Linked DNA regions of Mus musculus: region 1 is linked to region 2. The links are chromatin loops, found by intact Hi-C in ENCODE. Cell type or tissue: heart. All regions are shown on one strand.

Region 1 (8,000 bases), 100 kb before region 2:
TTCTTATCACACAGTTCTTTCATTTCCTTAGAGTCACACCAAGGTTTTTTTTTTATGTTATTTGTGACTATTGTGAAGGGTGTTGTTTCCCTAATTTCTTTCTCAGCCTGTTTATCCTTTGTGTAGAGAAAGGCCACTGATTTGTTTGAGTTAACTTTATATCCAGCTACTTCACTGAAGTTGTTTATCAGGTTTGGGAGTTCTCTGGTGGAATTTTTGGGGTCACTTATGTATACTATCCTATCATCTGCAAATAGTGATGGTTTGACTTCTTCCTTTCCAAATGGTATTCCTTTGATCTCCTTTTGTTGTCTAACTTCTCTGGCTAGGACTTCAAATACTGTATTAAATAGGTAGGGAGAGAGTAGGCAGCCTTGTGTAGTCCCTGATTTTAGGGAGATTGCTTCTAGCTTCTCTCCATTTAGTTTGATGTTGGCTACTGGTTTGCTGTATATTGCTTTTATTATGTTTTTGTTTGAGCCTTGAATTCCTGATCTTTCCAAAACTTTCATCATGAAGGGGTGTTGGACTTTGTCGAATGCATTCTCAGCATCTAATGAGATGATCATGTGGTTTTTGTCTTTGAGTTTGTTTGTATAGTGAATTACGTTAATGGATTTCCGTATATTGGACCACCTTTGCATACCTGGGATGAAGCCTACTTGATCATGATGGATGATCGTTTTGATGTGTTCTTGGATTCAGTTTGTGAGAATTTTATTGAGTATGTTTGCATTTATATTCATAAGGGAAATTGATCTGAAGTTCTCTTTCTTTATTGGGTCTTTGTGTGGTTTAAGTATCAGAGTAATTGTGGCTTCCTAGAATGTATTGGATAGAGTACCTTCTGTTTCTATTTTGTGGAATAGTTTGAGGAGAATTGGAATTAGGTCTTCTTTGAAGGTCTGATACAACTCTGCACTAAACCCATCTGGTCCTGAGCTTTTTTTTTGGTTGGGAGACTATTAATCACTGTGTCTATTTCTTTAGGGGCTATTGGACTGTTTAGATTCTTAATCTGATCCTGATTTAAATTTGGTACCTGGCCTCTGTCTAGAAAATTGTCCATTTCATCCAGATTTTCCAATTTTGTTGAGTATAGGCTTTTGCAGTAGGATGTGATGATTTTTTGGATTTCCTCAGATTCTGTTGTTATATCTCCCTTTTCATTTCTGATTTTGTTAATTAGGATGCTGTCCCTGTGCCCTCTAGTTAGTCTGGCTAAGGGTTTAGTTATGCTGTTGATTTTCTCAAAGAACTAGCTCCTGGTTTAGTTGATTCTTTGTATAGTTCTCTTTGCTTCTACTTGGTTGATTTCAGCCCAGATTTTGATTATTTCCTGCTATCTACTCCTCTTGGGTGAATTTGTTCCCTTTAGGTGTGCTGTCAAGCTGCTAGTGCATGCTCTCTCTAGTTTCTTTTTGGAGGCACTCAGAGATAAGAGTTTTTCTCTTAGGAATGCTTTCATGTGTCCCATTAGTTTGGGTACATTGCAGCTTCATTTCATTAAACTCTAAAATGTCTTTAATTTCTTTTTTTTTACTTCTTCTTTGAGTAGAGTATTGTTCAACTTCCACGTGAATGTTGGCTTTCTATTATTTATGTTGTTATTAAAGATCAGCCTTAGTCCATGATGATGTAATAGGATGCATGGGATTATTTCAATATTTTGTATCTGTTGAGGCCTGTTTTGAGACTAGTTATGTTGTCAGTTTTGGAGAAGGTATAGCATTTTGTTTTAGTATAAAATGTTCTATAGATATCTGTTAAATCCACTTGTTTCATAACTTCTGTTAGTTTCACTGTGTCTCTGTTTAGTTTGTTTTTCTAGGATCTGTCCATTGTTGAGAGTGGGGTGTTGAAGTTTCCCACTATTATTGTGTGAGGAGTGATGTGTGCTTTGAGCTTACTAAAATTTCTTTAATGAATGTGGATGCCCTTGCATTTGGAGCATAGATGTTCAGAATTGAGAGTTCATCTTGGTAGATTTTGCCTTTGATGAGTATGAAGTGCCCCTCCTTGTCTTTTGTGGTAACTTTAGGTTGAAAGACAATTTTATTCGATATGAGAATTGGCTACTCCAGCTTGTTTCTTGGGACTATTTGCCTGGAAAATTGTTTTCCAGCCTTTTACTCTGAGGTATTGTCTGTCTTTGTTACTGAGGTGGGTTTCCTGTATGCAGCAAAATGTTGGGTCCTGTTTACGTAGTCAGTCTGTTAGTCTGTGTCTTTTTATTGGAGAATTGAGTCCATTTAAGAGCTATTAAGGAAAAGTAATTGTTGCTTCTTGTTATTTTTGTTGGGATGCTGTTCTTGTGGTTATCTTCTTTTAGGTTTGTTGAATGATTACTTTATTGTTTTTTTTTCTAGGCCATAGTTTCCCTCCTTGTTTTGGAGTTTTCCCTTTATTGTTCTTTGAAGGAATTGATTTGTGGAAAGATATTGTGTGAATTTGGTTTTGTCATGGCATACCTTGGTTCCTCCATCTATGGTAATTGAGTATTTTGTCGGGTATAGTAGCCTGGGCTGGCATTTGTGTTCTCTTAGGGCCTGTATTAACATCTGTCCAGGATCTTCTGGCTTTCATAGTCTCTGGTAAGATGTCTGGTGTAATTCTAATAGGTCTGTCTTATTATGTAACTTGACCTTTTCCCCTTACTGCTTTTAATAGTCTATCTTTATTTAGTGCATTTTAGTGTTTTGATTATTATGTTTCGGGAGGAATTTCTTTTCTGGTCCAGTCTACTTGGAGTTCTGTAGGCTACTTGTACATTCATGGGAATCTCTTTCTTTAGGTTAGGGAAGTTTTCTTCTATAATTTTGTTGAAGGTATTTACTGGCCCTTTAAGTTGATAATCTTCATTCTCATCTACTCCTATTATCCTTAGGTTTGGTCTTTTCATTGTGTCCTGGATTTCTTGAATGTTTTGAGTTAGTATCTTTTTGCATTTTGCATTTTCTTTGATTGTTGTGTCCATGTTTTCTATGGAATCTTCCACACCTGAGATTCTCTTTTCCATCTCTTGTATTCTGTTGCTGATGCTTGCATCTATGGCTTCTGATTTCTTTCCTAGGATTTCTATCTCTAGACCTGTCTTCCTTTGTGACTTCTTTATTATTTCTACTTCCATTTTTAGATCCTGGATGGTTTTGTTCAATTCCTTCACCTGTTTGGTTGTGTTTTCCTGTAATTCTTTAAGGGATTTTTGTGTTTCCTCTTTAATGACTTCTACCTGTTTAGATCTGTTCTCCTGTATTTTTTTTAGGGAACTATTAATGTCCTTTTCAAAATCCTCTACCAGCATCATGAGATGATTTTAAACCTGAGTCTTGCTTTTCCAGTGTGTTGAGGTATCCAGGACTCACTGGTGGGAGTACTGGGTTTTGATGATGTCAAGTAGTCTTGGTTTCTGTTGGTAAGATTCTTATGTTTGCTTTTCGCCATCTGGTAATCTCTGGTATTAGATGTTCTAGCTGTCTCTGGCTAGAGCTTGTTCCTCCTTTGAGCCTGTCAGCACTCCTGGGAGACCAGCTCTCTCCTGGCAAGACCAGTGCACAGAGGGCTGTGGAGGAGCCCCACTCCTTGCTGCAGATGTAGGCCCATAGGACCCTGTCCTAGAAGCTCTTTTTCCTGTGTTCTCCTGCACAGAACTGCCTTAGAGAGACCCTGGAGAGAAAATGGTGATCTCACCTGAATCCCAGGTGTCAGAGCACTCCCTGGAGGCAAGCTCTCCTCTGACAGGGAAGTGCGCAGAGGACTGAGGATCAGCTCCACCTCCTGGCTGAGGCCCATAGGACCATGTCAGAGGAGCGCTATTGCTTCTGTGGTCTGTCTGCTCTCTCCTGTGCAGCTTGTTTGTTGTTGTAGTGAGGAGTTCCTTTATACCCTTCACCCACGTTCCTTATCTGTATTATGTTTGGCCAACAGGAGCTCCTTCCCCTGTCCCTGTGACATTCCCATAGGTTTTTGAGTCTTTCTATACTTCTGGCATCACAACATGTTCCTGGCTTATCTTGAACTTTCCTCTCCCAGCCCTGAAGTCAGCCATTCCTTTAAGGCACTCTAGTTTTCTTTATTAGCAAACAGTATTGCAGATAGGGATAGGGAACAGTATTGCAGAAAATGCAAAATGCAAAAAGATCCTAACTCAAAACATTCAGGAAATCCAGGACACAATGAAAGGACCAATGAAAAGACTGGGTCCGTAACTGCTCATCCTGCGAAGCTGGCACCAGCCAACTGGCTGCCCTGGTCACATGCTCTGTCTTTGTTCATATCTGGGTGGCAGGCAGGTTCCAGGGTTAGTAAATACAGATTTCCTGCTGCGCTGCACATGCATAATCTATTGTAGGCTGCTAGTCAGACTGTTCTGACTCACTTCTCCAACACAGCTTCTCACCAACCTCTTTCTAATGTTTGGCCTCTGTTGGTGAACCTTGTTAAGGCCAATCGTTTTGACAGTTGTTGCAGAGTAATGATTTTTACATCATTTTGCAAGAATGCCAGTGGTCTTGGCACTGTGTTATAAGCATGAGTTCTGTTTTCTCCTCCATGTATTTGTTTATTGATTTATTATGGACCCATAGATGCTAGAATGTAAATGGACTATAAGTTACTATAGTTATTTCTTGGTATCTGTGGAGAGGTGGTTCCAGGAGCCCCTGAGATATTAAATCCTAACACTGCATGCGATCTGTATCTCCTCCATGCCTGTCCTATACTTTAGGCCACTTCTTGATCACTTATAATGCCCAATAACCTAGAAATGCTAAGGTCTGTTGCATCTACAGATGTGGGGCTCATGTGGGAGGGATGGCACACTCCACTTGTTTATTTTGGTTCTCTGTGCTCTATGTTTGGCCAACAGGAGCTCCTTCCCCTGTTCCTGTGACATTCCCATAGGTTTTGAGTCTTTCTTTTCTTCTGGCATCACAACATGTTCCTGGCTTATCTTGTACTTTCCTCTCCCAGCCCTGAAGTCAGCCATTCCTTTAAAGCACTCTAGTTTTCTTTATTAGTGAACAGCATTGCAGAATGTGTCTGCCTGCTAGTGGGTGCATTACAGTTTGGTCTCTGGTTTTTTTCTACCTTATTCTTTGTAACTATTACTCTTCTGGGTATTTAGCAGAACGATTATATACCTATGGCCATACCGACAGATGTTGGCACTGTTTTCAGCTTATTCCTATTCCCAGAAAGTTTCAGTGACCACTCTGGCACACACTCCTTGGGCATCTGTAACTGACTCTATGAGGGATATATTGATCATGAGGTATGTATTCAAAATTGTACTTGATACTGCTGTCTAGTTCTGTGACTGAATAATCAGGTGGGAAGGCATCTAATACCTCTCAGAGGTTTTGCTTTTACACAGAGCAAGCAGTGCCAACAGCCACTTGTCTTCACTGGCGTGGACCAGCTCTGTAAAGCATGGAGCTGTGCAGATGGCCTTCACAGGGACAGAAGGCATTTGGAAAGCTGGTCAAATGAAAAAAGTGGTTCCTAAGTGAGGGAATGGAGCAAGCCTCAGGCAGTAGCTCTCCACTTCCCAGCCCTCTCCTGGGTGAGTCTGTTGCTTGTCTTGGGGCTACTCCTTCATTTGCAGCCTTTGCAAGAGGCCTTCGGAGATAGGATGATGATCTCCTGGCTTCTCCTGAAGGCCAGGAGAAATCTGATCAGATTTCACACTAACAGTTCTTGTCAAATTTTATCAGGGCTGAAGTAAACATTTTATGTTATGCTAATATTTTATTGTATTGAGACACCATCTCATTATATAGACCATCTCGTTATATAGACCAGGCTGGCCTTGATCTCACAAAGATCCACCTGCTTCTGCCTCATTGATGCTGGAATTAAAGTGTACACCACTATTCCTAGCTTCATTCTCATTTGAAACAAGATCTTCCTAGCCTTCCACCTGGATTCTTTTTGCCATAGCCTCCCAAGAGCTGGGTTTATAAGCCTGTACCATCAGACTTGGCCCAAATGCTTTTCTTAAAAAAGCCATACCAAGATACTAACTCAGCTCACCAAAAACTCTTAACATCGAAGGAAAAAACACAGAGCATACATGGCTATAGATGGAAACCCAGCACAACACAGGGTATTGATATCAAGATCAAATGTGGAGCTGCAGTCAGAGGCATGGAGGGAAATAAAGACAGCAATCAGGTCAGGGCAGGAAGGTGGACTGGGTCTTGGCAGTGTCTGTAAAAAGAGGCATGCAGAGCTCTCCTCTGAGATGCAAGCGAGGTTTCTGCTCACCGTGAAGGGGCCTCTGTGGAAGGAACATGCAAAGAGCACAAGGGATTGAAGTCAGAAACCTGGAAATGCCTGTAAGTCAAAAGTGGAATTTTTCTGGATTTGAAGACATCTTGAGGGTGGTCTCTTCCTCTTAGACGGAGACAAGATTTGAGGATTTCTTGTACCTCCCCAGGTTGGATTAGGCTCGGTCAAGTCTACTATATAGGGTTGACTTGAGGCCAGCTGTCCACACAGGTCCCGCCTTGCCTCTCACATCCACTTGAGCCTTCCCCTGGGGGAAGGGACTTCCAGGCAGTGGCAGGTAAACTTAGGAAATTATTGAATCTAATTCAACATTTTATCCTATTTCCTTTATGTAGTTATACATGTATGTTCACATATGTGATATAGATCTCTATCTATCTATTTATCTATGCACAGATATTTACATATCTACTTTTTCTTTTGACTAAACTTTTAAAAAACACCATATGTCATTATATGTTTTGAAGACAGAAACTCTGTATGTTATTTAGATGGAGTGAATTTATTACCCCATGGTAACCCTTATCTTCAAGGAGTACACTCTAACATCTCTAGTTGGTACGAAAAACTGTAGAGAGAACTGAACCTGGTGTGGACTGTCTTTGTTTTTATACATACATGCCTGTAGTAAAGTCAAATTTACAAGTTAGACCCAGTAAGAGATTAATAGCAATCACTAATAATAAAATAGAACAATTTTTACACTATGCTATAATAATATTTGTGAGACTAGGCAGTATCTCTTGAGAGGGACAATTATTAATATTTTTGACTGCTTTAAAAAAACCTCATCTAACTGAAACTACATACTATATGTGTGGACTATATGTGTGGCTATAACCTGTTAAGTAGGCATAAGACTGTTAGCCAGTAGAGTCAAAGGGACCCCCTAAATAAGCCAACAAGAAAATTATTAAGAAATGGCTACTATTCCAAGGACTAGAAGAAAAGGGCATGAGTTGCTCTGTGTCCCTGTGGACAAGCATGGAGCTTGGTGGCTTAGGAACTGGGGGCTGGAACTCAGCAGCTGGATACAGCTGTTGCTCTAGGAAAGCACTACAGCTACCAGGAAGGGAAGGTTACTGCTAGGAACAGAGCAGGGACAGGAAGGAGCAAGAAGCAGCAAGTGTTTCTTCCTCCAGCCTGGCACTCCCCTGCCACATCCCGCTTTGGAAAAATTTGCAGTGGGACTTGTGGGTCCCAGCTTGGCAGTACAGATGAGCCAAGTATGGTTGTCTGTTGCTGTCCCAGGAGCATGGTTCTGGTACTCCCTACAGTCAGCAAAATCTGCAAATGCTCCACTGCCATGTATGAAATGGAGTGGTGCTCATTTATAACCTCTAATGTCCTCCCATGCACTCTAAAACCTCTTTAGATGCTCTCTTCTGCCTGGTGCTAAGTAGATGCTGTGAAAGTGGCTGTCCTGTTGTACAGTTTAGGAAATAACAAAATCCTATATATGGTCAGTGTAGACACTTGGTCAGTCTGCTATCGATTGAACCCACCGACCTGGACCTACTAAAGGCTGACCTTACAGAAAAGGAGCCTGGAGCAGAAAAACAGTGTTTTAGTGAGTGGAAGAAAGCATAGACACTTGAGTACATGCTTTCTTGAAGAAGAACATTGTTGTCTACACGTGGAGCACTCATTACCCTGACTGAGCAGTGCACATGCCCTGGGATTGCCTGTCACTTCTCCCAGATGTTTTT
Region 2 (8,000 bases):
ACAGATCCGTTTTGTCCTCAGTAGCTCTTCCTTACTTGAATGTGGAATGAAGTGGAATGAAATGCACCTAGACCCAGTTTAGCCTTTAGAGGATGTTGGTAGCAGACAGAAAACTCGCTGACTCAAATGGGCCCAGATGTTGCAGGGATTTATTGACTCATGTAACTCAATATGTAGAAATAATAAGGCACCAGGCACGGTTTGAACTGGCTTCCGCACTGTATGGCTTCTCTCTAGAGGGGATAGGGATTTTCATCTTCTTTACATGAAGATGTCATCGAAACAGCATCTAGAAAAATACTTTTGAATGGACACACTTATGCCTCTCTGTGGCTTGATTTGGTTTTACGCAGTACGGAGCAGTGACTAGGTAAGGTTTCTGTACCCTCCCCTACTCCATCAGGGCTCCTGTAGACACCCAATATCTAGTTAAATCCTTACCAGTGAGTCAAGACTGACGCCTCTGTAACTTTAAGAGTCAACGTGTCATGTCTGTCTTTAGATATCCTTCTGTCCCATGCAGAAAGACACCTTGACAATCCCACAAATAGCAGACATCCTGACCCTTTCATCTGGGAGAGCCCTGCATGCTGCATTGTGGTTAAGGAACAGCAGGTCACCCAGGTCAGCCTCCAGCCTCACTTCCCATACTGATGGGTTTTTCCAACTCCGGACGTTTGAATTCCAGCCCTTTCTGCTCACAGGGCATCCCACTCTTCCACATCACCTTTTTTAAATGGCAAGCCATGTCCAGTGAGGAGATACTGGGATATCTGGCTATTTGCTTCAAATAGTTTTTAAAAAAATTGGTCCTTATACTTAAAGAAAATATTGCATATCCTTGGGCTGAACTCTTGATGTGGAAACTGGTGGATTGTGGAATAGAGAAGCAGTTGTGAGGGCTCTGCCAGGCCTAGACATACTCCTGAAGATTGACTGGTGGTTGAACCCAAAGTGGGGACGAGGCATAGACAGGCTAAGAAGCCAGAGAGAGCATGAAGAGAAATCCCCAATTTCTCTGAGGCAAGTGCAGTGGTAGCTGGGCCTGTGGCCATAGAACCCATACAGGGGCCACTAAGTCAGTATCCGCACACCATACTTCCTAACCTTCTGTGAACCTATACAAGACAGCCAACAGCAGGCACTGGGTGCCTGGTTGGTTTCCTTGTGAAGCCCATAATCAGTCTTATCCTTCCACAGAAGTGAGGAGATGTGTGACAGATGTCAGGACAGGAGGTGCAGGCAAAAACCCACTTAAAATGCTTTCTGTTTGTTCATTTGTTTTGTGAGAGAACAAGTCTGTAGCCCAGGCTAGACCTGACGTCTTGGTCCTCTTTTAATAGCTTCCTGGAGGGTGAGTTTATAGGCACATGTTGTCGAACATGGTGAGAGCATTCCAGATGAGTGATGGGGACCCACTGGCAGAAGCTGCCTGGGAGTGGAGGCCAGGCAGCGTTTCCATGAAGGATCTCAACAAGACACACAAAGGGAACTTAATGTTTGCCTGTGAAACAAAGCCAGGCAAGAAAGGTCATTCTATAGAAGACAAGAGCAAGCTGCAAAGGCCCTCGGAGTCAACCAAGCATGGGGCAGAGCCACAGAGCCACGTCAATCTCACATCCAGAGCCACAAGATTAATCTGTGAATTGGTCCACATTGCTTTGCCCTCGCAGACAGGCCTGGCTTTCCCTTTCCATGTACTAACCATTTCCAAAGACCTGGAGACCTTCCCCATGTCCCTGTCCTCTCTGACATGGCTTGCTCAGCTGCGTGAAGATGCCCCATGCTCACCTGAGCACTGCTCCTCACCACCACACCTGCCTGCCCTCTGCACCACTCTTGCAGACATAGTGGGGACTGTATGGATGGGGGCCCAGGCCAGCTCTGCCCCTGGAAAGGAGGTGGCTGTTGTGTGCTGCTAACTGGTTGGCTGTAGGTCACAGACATGTCTATGGGCCTTGCTTCCATGACCAGCTGTGGCCAGTCACCTCCTCCCAGCCCAGCATGCCTAGATCTCGGGGATCCCCTCTTTACAGCTTCCCCCTTTCCTGGATTTATTTTAGGATTTTGAAAAGTCATAGCAAAATATGTTTTTAGGGAGTATGCACGGAGAATTGAAGTGATTTTGTATCTTTTCTGTTATTCATATTCTCTCTCTCTCTCTCTCTCCCTGTCTCTCTCTCTCTCTCTCTCTCTCTCTCTCTCTCCCTCCCTCCCTCCCTCCCTGTGTGTGTCTGTGTGTGTGTGTGTGTGTGTGTGTGTGTGTGTGTCTTCTGTGAATATTAGATATGGAAACAATTATCTTAGGTTACAATAATCAGTTTTATATAACTACAGCCGGGAAGTTCTGAATCAATGCCATACCCATTAACAATGCATGCTGGGTCCAAGAATGTTCTCTGTCTCTGTCTCTCTCCATCTCTCCCTGTTCCCACCATTCTCCCCCTCTCCCTCTTCCTTCAGCACCCCCCTCCCACTGGACTGGACAATGTTGAATCCTGAGGGGGAAATCAGCACATATTCCTAGAGCTAACAGTCACCCCTGCACTCTGTGGTGTAAAGCTGATGAAGATGCAAATGTAAGGGAACCTCTAATTGAAGCCATCACGGCTCAGGCAGAGCCCAGAACAAAGCACACCCAGCTGAAATCACACATGTTGGCTTATAACCCTCCTGGACAGCCAGCACAAGAGAATATTTCTGGCTTTTCTAGCCACGTGGCCAAAACAGAACAAGAATGGCCCTTTTCCTGGGTAGAGGCACTGGTTGTCAGAGGTCCAAGATTGCCTTTGATAACGCTGTTGCTGGGTTGACTAAAGGACAAGCATAGGAAAAAAAAATAACCCTAAACAGAGGTGTCTGGGTGGGAGCTGTTGGGCCAGCACACATCCACCCCCAGTTTGTGCGTGTCAGCCCCAGTTGGCTGGAGGTGGGCAGCCGGTCCTGCTTGGCCTCACACATCCCTTGATGTGCGGATTCCCATGTGACATAGAGGGGGAGAACGACTTCCTTTCAGAATTCCTGTCTGGTGATTCATAACATGGCTATTCAGCTGTTCTGTCTCCTGGGGCCAGCCCTGGGTGGGGATGAGCCCCCTGATGTTTGGTCCTTGGTGCTGACTTTCTAGCTGGGGATGGAAATTGCTGAGTGGCCCCCAATAGATCTGAACCAAAAGAATCCTGGGTATGTGCACTCTCCAGCCAGCTGCTTCGAGAGCTGTCGAGTGCTGGCTGGCTTGACTTGGATCCCTTCAGGTCATTTCCACAGCACATCACTTGCCCAAGCCTCCTGTGTCACCTAACAATGCTGTTTAGTGGTCAAGGGTCTCCTCCGCACATACTAAGTCTGTGGACACCCCCCTTCCCATCCCAGGAACTATATTCACCAGGAGAACCTGGCAGGTGATGTTGACTCCTGATGTCCCATCTCTTTTGGGTCCTCCTTGCTTAAAAGCATGCAACAACATTGCTGCTTAGTGCATGGCAGCCAGTCTGCCTCTTCCCATAAGAGCGGGCACAGCTCGGAGAACAGGGCCATGTGTGCAGCCCAGCTCTGCCCCGAGCCTCGGAAGTCTGCACCAGAGCTGCAGAGAAGTCCCTGGGTGTCTGCAGAGCAGGTGGCCTCCATCTGAACACCAGCCCTGTCAGCTGTTGAGAGCCCTAGTTGGAAGAAGCATTCCAGGGACATTCTTTCTGTCTGGAGCGGGGACTTGGCCTGAACCTTGAACCAAAAAAAAAAAAAAAAACCCAGAACAAACCGAACAAACCGCACCAGTTTGCTCCACCTCAAAACAAATGCCTTTCTTTTTCTTTTTTGTTTCTTTTTTTCTATTTTTTTTTAATAGCACTGAGAACCAAACCCCAGTTCTGGGATTGGCATGTTTTGTTTTCCCACTGGGGAACACTTAAAGAACAAGACAAAACTGCATCTTCTGACGTGACTGAGAGGGGAGGAGAGGGCCTTGGGTTCATGTGCTTGGTGCACACGCCTGCCAACCCTAGAAGGCAGGGCGAAGTGTACAGAGATCACATGAGGGTGTCTACAGAATGGAGAGGCTGAGGTGACAGGGCTCTGTCCTGAGGATTGTGCCAGCAGCCTATGTGGGGAGAAACAGCTAGCCCATGCGGTACAACCTTCTTTCTGAAGAAAAGTGATTTTTTTTTCCTTCTTTTCCTTCGGTCACGCATGGTGGTACCTAAGAAATCACCCCACAATGCTGGTCCTCATTATTGAGGGATGTTTTGACCACTCTGTGTGGGTCGCTGTGGTAACAACCACACAGACAAACACAGTCTGTAGAGCTTCCGGGAAGAATGACTTGTCTGAGCTCATGGTTTCTGAGGGACTGCAATCCAGCATGGTAGGAAGATGGACCAGCAGGGACAACCCTTTCTTGGTCAGGTGGGTGGAGGGAAGCCTGTTGGGTACCTGTACAAAAGGTAAACATAGTTCAGATATAAATTTAGCAAGTAAGTATGGTTTGAGGTCTTCCTCTCCCTTTTTCTCTTTCTGGCTTGGTTCAGTCAGTGTCTTCCGAAGCAGCCATCCATACAGCACTAAGACATCTACGGAGCTCCTAAAAGTGAAATTCTGAAACCCAGATGCCCGCCTGACAAAACATTCTGGAACTTTCCACATGTTCTTTATGAGCTCACCTGACACAGCACTGGTCCTTCGTGGCTGTGGGCAGCCTGACCATTCCCAGTGCTGTACCACCAACTCTGAGCCTCTCCCCCATTTCTCAGTCCCCAAGGAGAACAACCCTCAGATTTAATCATTTTAGCACAAGGAAGTAGCTTAGGAAAAATAAAGAAAAGCTGAGGTAGAACACATACTTCCTCTGATGGGCACACTGCTGTGGTCTTCTGAAGGGTGAAATTTATCTCTTCAGGTTGTACCTAGGTGCCAGCTCCTTACTCTGTCCTTGTCTGTCCTAAGGGCCAAGGCTCCTTCCTGTTAGCAGCTAAGCAGCCTCCTCCATACTATCTTGGCTTCTCTTCCCACACTTTCCCAGGATGGTTACCCAGTTAATGGTCTAGGTCAAGCTGACGAACTGGGGTATGAAGGTGGGAAAGCAAGCGACTGTGGGGATTCATACGTGAAAAGTGAAGGCTAGGGGAGGGGAGGGGACGGAGTGGGGACGAAGCACGAGATGCACGCTGTTAGGATTCACCAGGCTCAGCTGCTCTGCTCTCAGCTTTTAAAGACTGAGGAGCCTCCAAAACGAGAGGCCTGGCGGACATGGTCATCACTGGCTCTTGAAGGTCAGACCTGTTTAGAGGGTTTGTTTGCTCTGCTTCTCCAGAATGGCAGCAAGCCTCTGCCCTACATGCCTGTCAGCAGCAGCAAATGAGCTCCTAGGTTCCGTTGTTCCCACTATGGTGGACGGAAGCTTTGTGAAACAGTGAGCCTGAATACCTTTTGCCCTCCATTCAGTTGCTCCTGTCTTGTCAACTTGAGAAAAGTAGCTACTCTGTAACCAGAGGCTTAAGGCATTCTGGGGCATTTTATAACAAAGCTTCACAATAATATGACATGTGGTGTCTACTTCATAAGAATCAGATACTTGAGGAGTTGCCAGGTGTGTGTGTGTTCATAAGTTTGAAATAGAGAGCTTTACTTTGAAAGTGCTCAGGGAAGGAAAAAAAGATTGAACTTAAAAAGGAAAAAATAATGCATCATAAAAGTCTTTGTAGCATAAGAAGCTTGCTCTGTGTCATGGGAACGTGAGAACTAAAATATGCCCTGGACCTGGGTGACTGAGTATACCCTGAGATAAAAGTTAAAATTGCTTCCTCCATCCCCAACAGGGAGTTTACACATTTAACCCTTGGGTATACTGTCACTTGTGAAACCCAACTAACTGCTAAAGCATTCTGGGATGTGACCACAGACAAAGTTTCAAGGACCCTGACTTCTTTGGAGGTGATCTCAAGATTTATCTCCCACCCCCTAGAGCAAAGGGTTTGTGTAGTTATTGCCCACAACTGACTCCTTTGAGATCCATAGCCAACATGAGGCCTGCTGGATTGTTTCCTAGGTTCTAGAGCAAGTCCACATCACCAAGAGTAGGTCCTTCATTCACACTTAGCCTTGTTCACTGGGGTCATGTGAGAATTACTCAGATCATGGTCCCAGGGCCCGCCACAGACTTCTGGTGATGGTCTGTGGGCAATGGGGTGAGATAGGGCAATCAGTTCCCGTACAGTGACAACAGGTGATTTCTACTTCACATCCAAGGTGGTCAGGGACTAGAGGAGCACTATTTGTGGAGCCTTGAACCCCTTCATTATGAGCCGGTGCCATTCAGATTTTTTTGGGCATGTGTTGAGGTATGTAATTAGTCTATCCTTGGCTTTGAGCTTCCAGAACACAGACAGGATCACACATGAGACTCTCAGACATCTAGCTGCTCTGTCTGGTTCCAGGAAAAGTGACAGGGCGACCTCAGCTCATCTTCCCAGCCTTGACCTGGACAAAACCAAGAGGTCCAAATTCAGGTAAAATCCAGAAGCCAGCAATAGGCTTCTTGGGCAGAGCATCATTTTCTGTAAGTAGTGATGTACATACATCAGGTGTTACTCAATATATAGATGAGCTCTCTGTGGTTAAACTGAAAGAATCAGAAAAACAAAGACAGTCAGACTATACAGCTCAGAGTACAGAAGAGGTATTCACAAGCACACACTGATGTGAATAAATTATTAACAAATTAACAAGTAGGAAAAAGAGGCCAATCTCCTAAACAAAAACAAAATAAAAATAAAATGTATATAGCTTCGCCATTTTAAAGATGGTACATGAATCATCCTCAGATGTGAGTTACACATGACTTTGTCATGATATGAATGCCACATTGCATGCTTATATAGACCTATGTGGTCTAGCCTATAAAATACACCAGATCCAGGCTACATCATCTATACCATTGTATAGGTAGATTGTTCACTGAATGTTATTGTGTGACATGACTCCATCTGAGACAAACACCTCCTCACATTCTTGAATGAATTCATATCTTTCCTCGGGTCCTTCTATCTATCCCACAGGTTCTGGGATATCATCATTCACAATCTTTTAGGAGGCCCTGTATGAGGAGCTCCTAGCCATAACTCTTCTTTAGGTTGAGGTCACCTGGAGTGCATGGTACCCAAGCCTATGGGGCACTCTAGGACTATGCTGTACAAGGTGTACACTTGCAAGGTGTCAGAGGTAAAGGTGCTGAGTGGCTGAAAGAGAAAGCACATCAGACATTAGAGCCTTGGTGTCTGTCTGTCTTCACTGGTCGTTTTACATTGGTGTTGTTGAATGAACACTACATGAATATACTGGCTTAAATATATCACCAAGGTTATTCTTCCTACTTATTTTTCCTGTTCTTCCTTCTCTTCACTTTTTTTTTTCATTGTGACAGGGTCTCTTGGAGCTCAGGATGGCCTCAGATCCATTATGTAGCTGAGAACAACCTTGAATTGCTAAGTCACTATTCCTAGTTTCAGTGGCGCTAGAAACCAACCCCAGGCTTTGAGGATGTAGAGCATCTGTTTCTTTCTATTTAAAACTATGGCTAAGGGCTGGGATCGTGGCCCAGTGGCAGAATGCTTGCCCAGTATGCCTGAAGCCCTGGGTTCCACCACAGAAACAGAGCAAATGATGTGGGATGCAATGAAAGCCAGTCCTAAAGAGATTTTACAGCTATAGTAAAACAATCAGAAAGATGTCAAATACATAATTTAAATATACCTTGGAGTCTTGTAAAAATGTGAGCAAATCAAACTAAAAATCAATGAGTGGAAAGAACCATTCAGGACAGGAGTTAATGAAGTGGAAACAAAACAATACAAAGAACCAATGAAACAAAGAGTTGGTTCTTTGGAGCAATAAGCAAGATTGATAAAAATTTAGTGAAATGAACCAAAGGAAGAGAAGACCCAACTTAATAAAATCAGAGGTGGAGAAGGCCACAACAACAGATATCAATGAAATCCAGAAAATCATTA

The links. Peaks named below come from ENCODE experiments on the same cell type or tissue, not always from the same donor. Only the 100,000 strongest peaks of a DNase experiment are listed, where the experiment ranks them.
Region 1: it touches region 2 in a loop (7-fold over the local background); 3 of 42 quality-filtered maps call a loop at or near these places.

What each region holds. Positions count from the first base shown.
Region 1 is chr11:31,457,711-31,465,710 of GRCm38, forward strand. No RefSeq gene overlaps it. Among named protein-coding and RNA genes, the nearest start is that of Gm39672, 44 kb to the left of the region's middle. In heart, no CTCF peak of the experiment used is centred here; DNase peaks (open chromatin) are centred at 4,981 and 7,331.
Region 2 is chr11:31,561,309-31,569,308 of GRCm38, forward strand. No RefSeq gene overlaps it. Among named protein-coding and RNA genes, the nearest start is that of Gm35063, 52 kb to the right of the region's middle. In heart, no CTCF peak of the experiment used is centred here; DNase peaks (open chromatin) are centred at 3,103, 3,613 and 4,003; H3K27ac peaks cover 704 bases.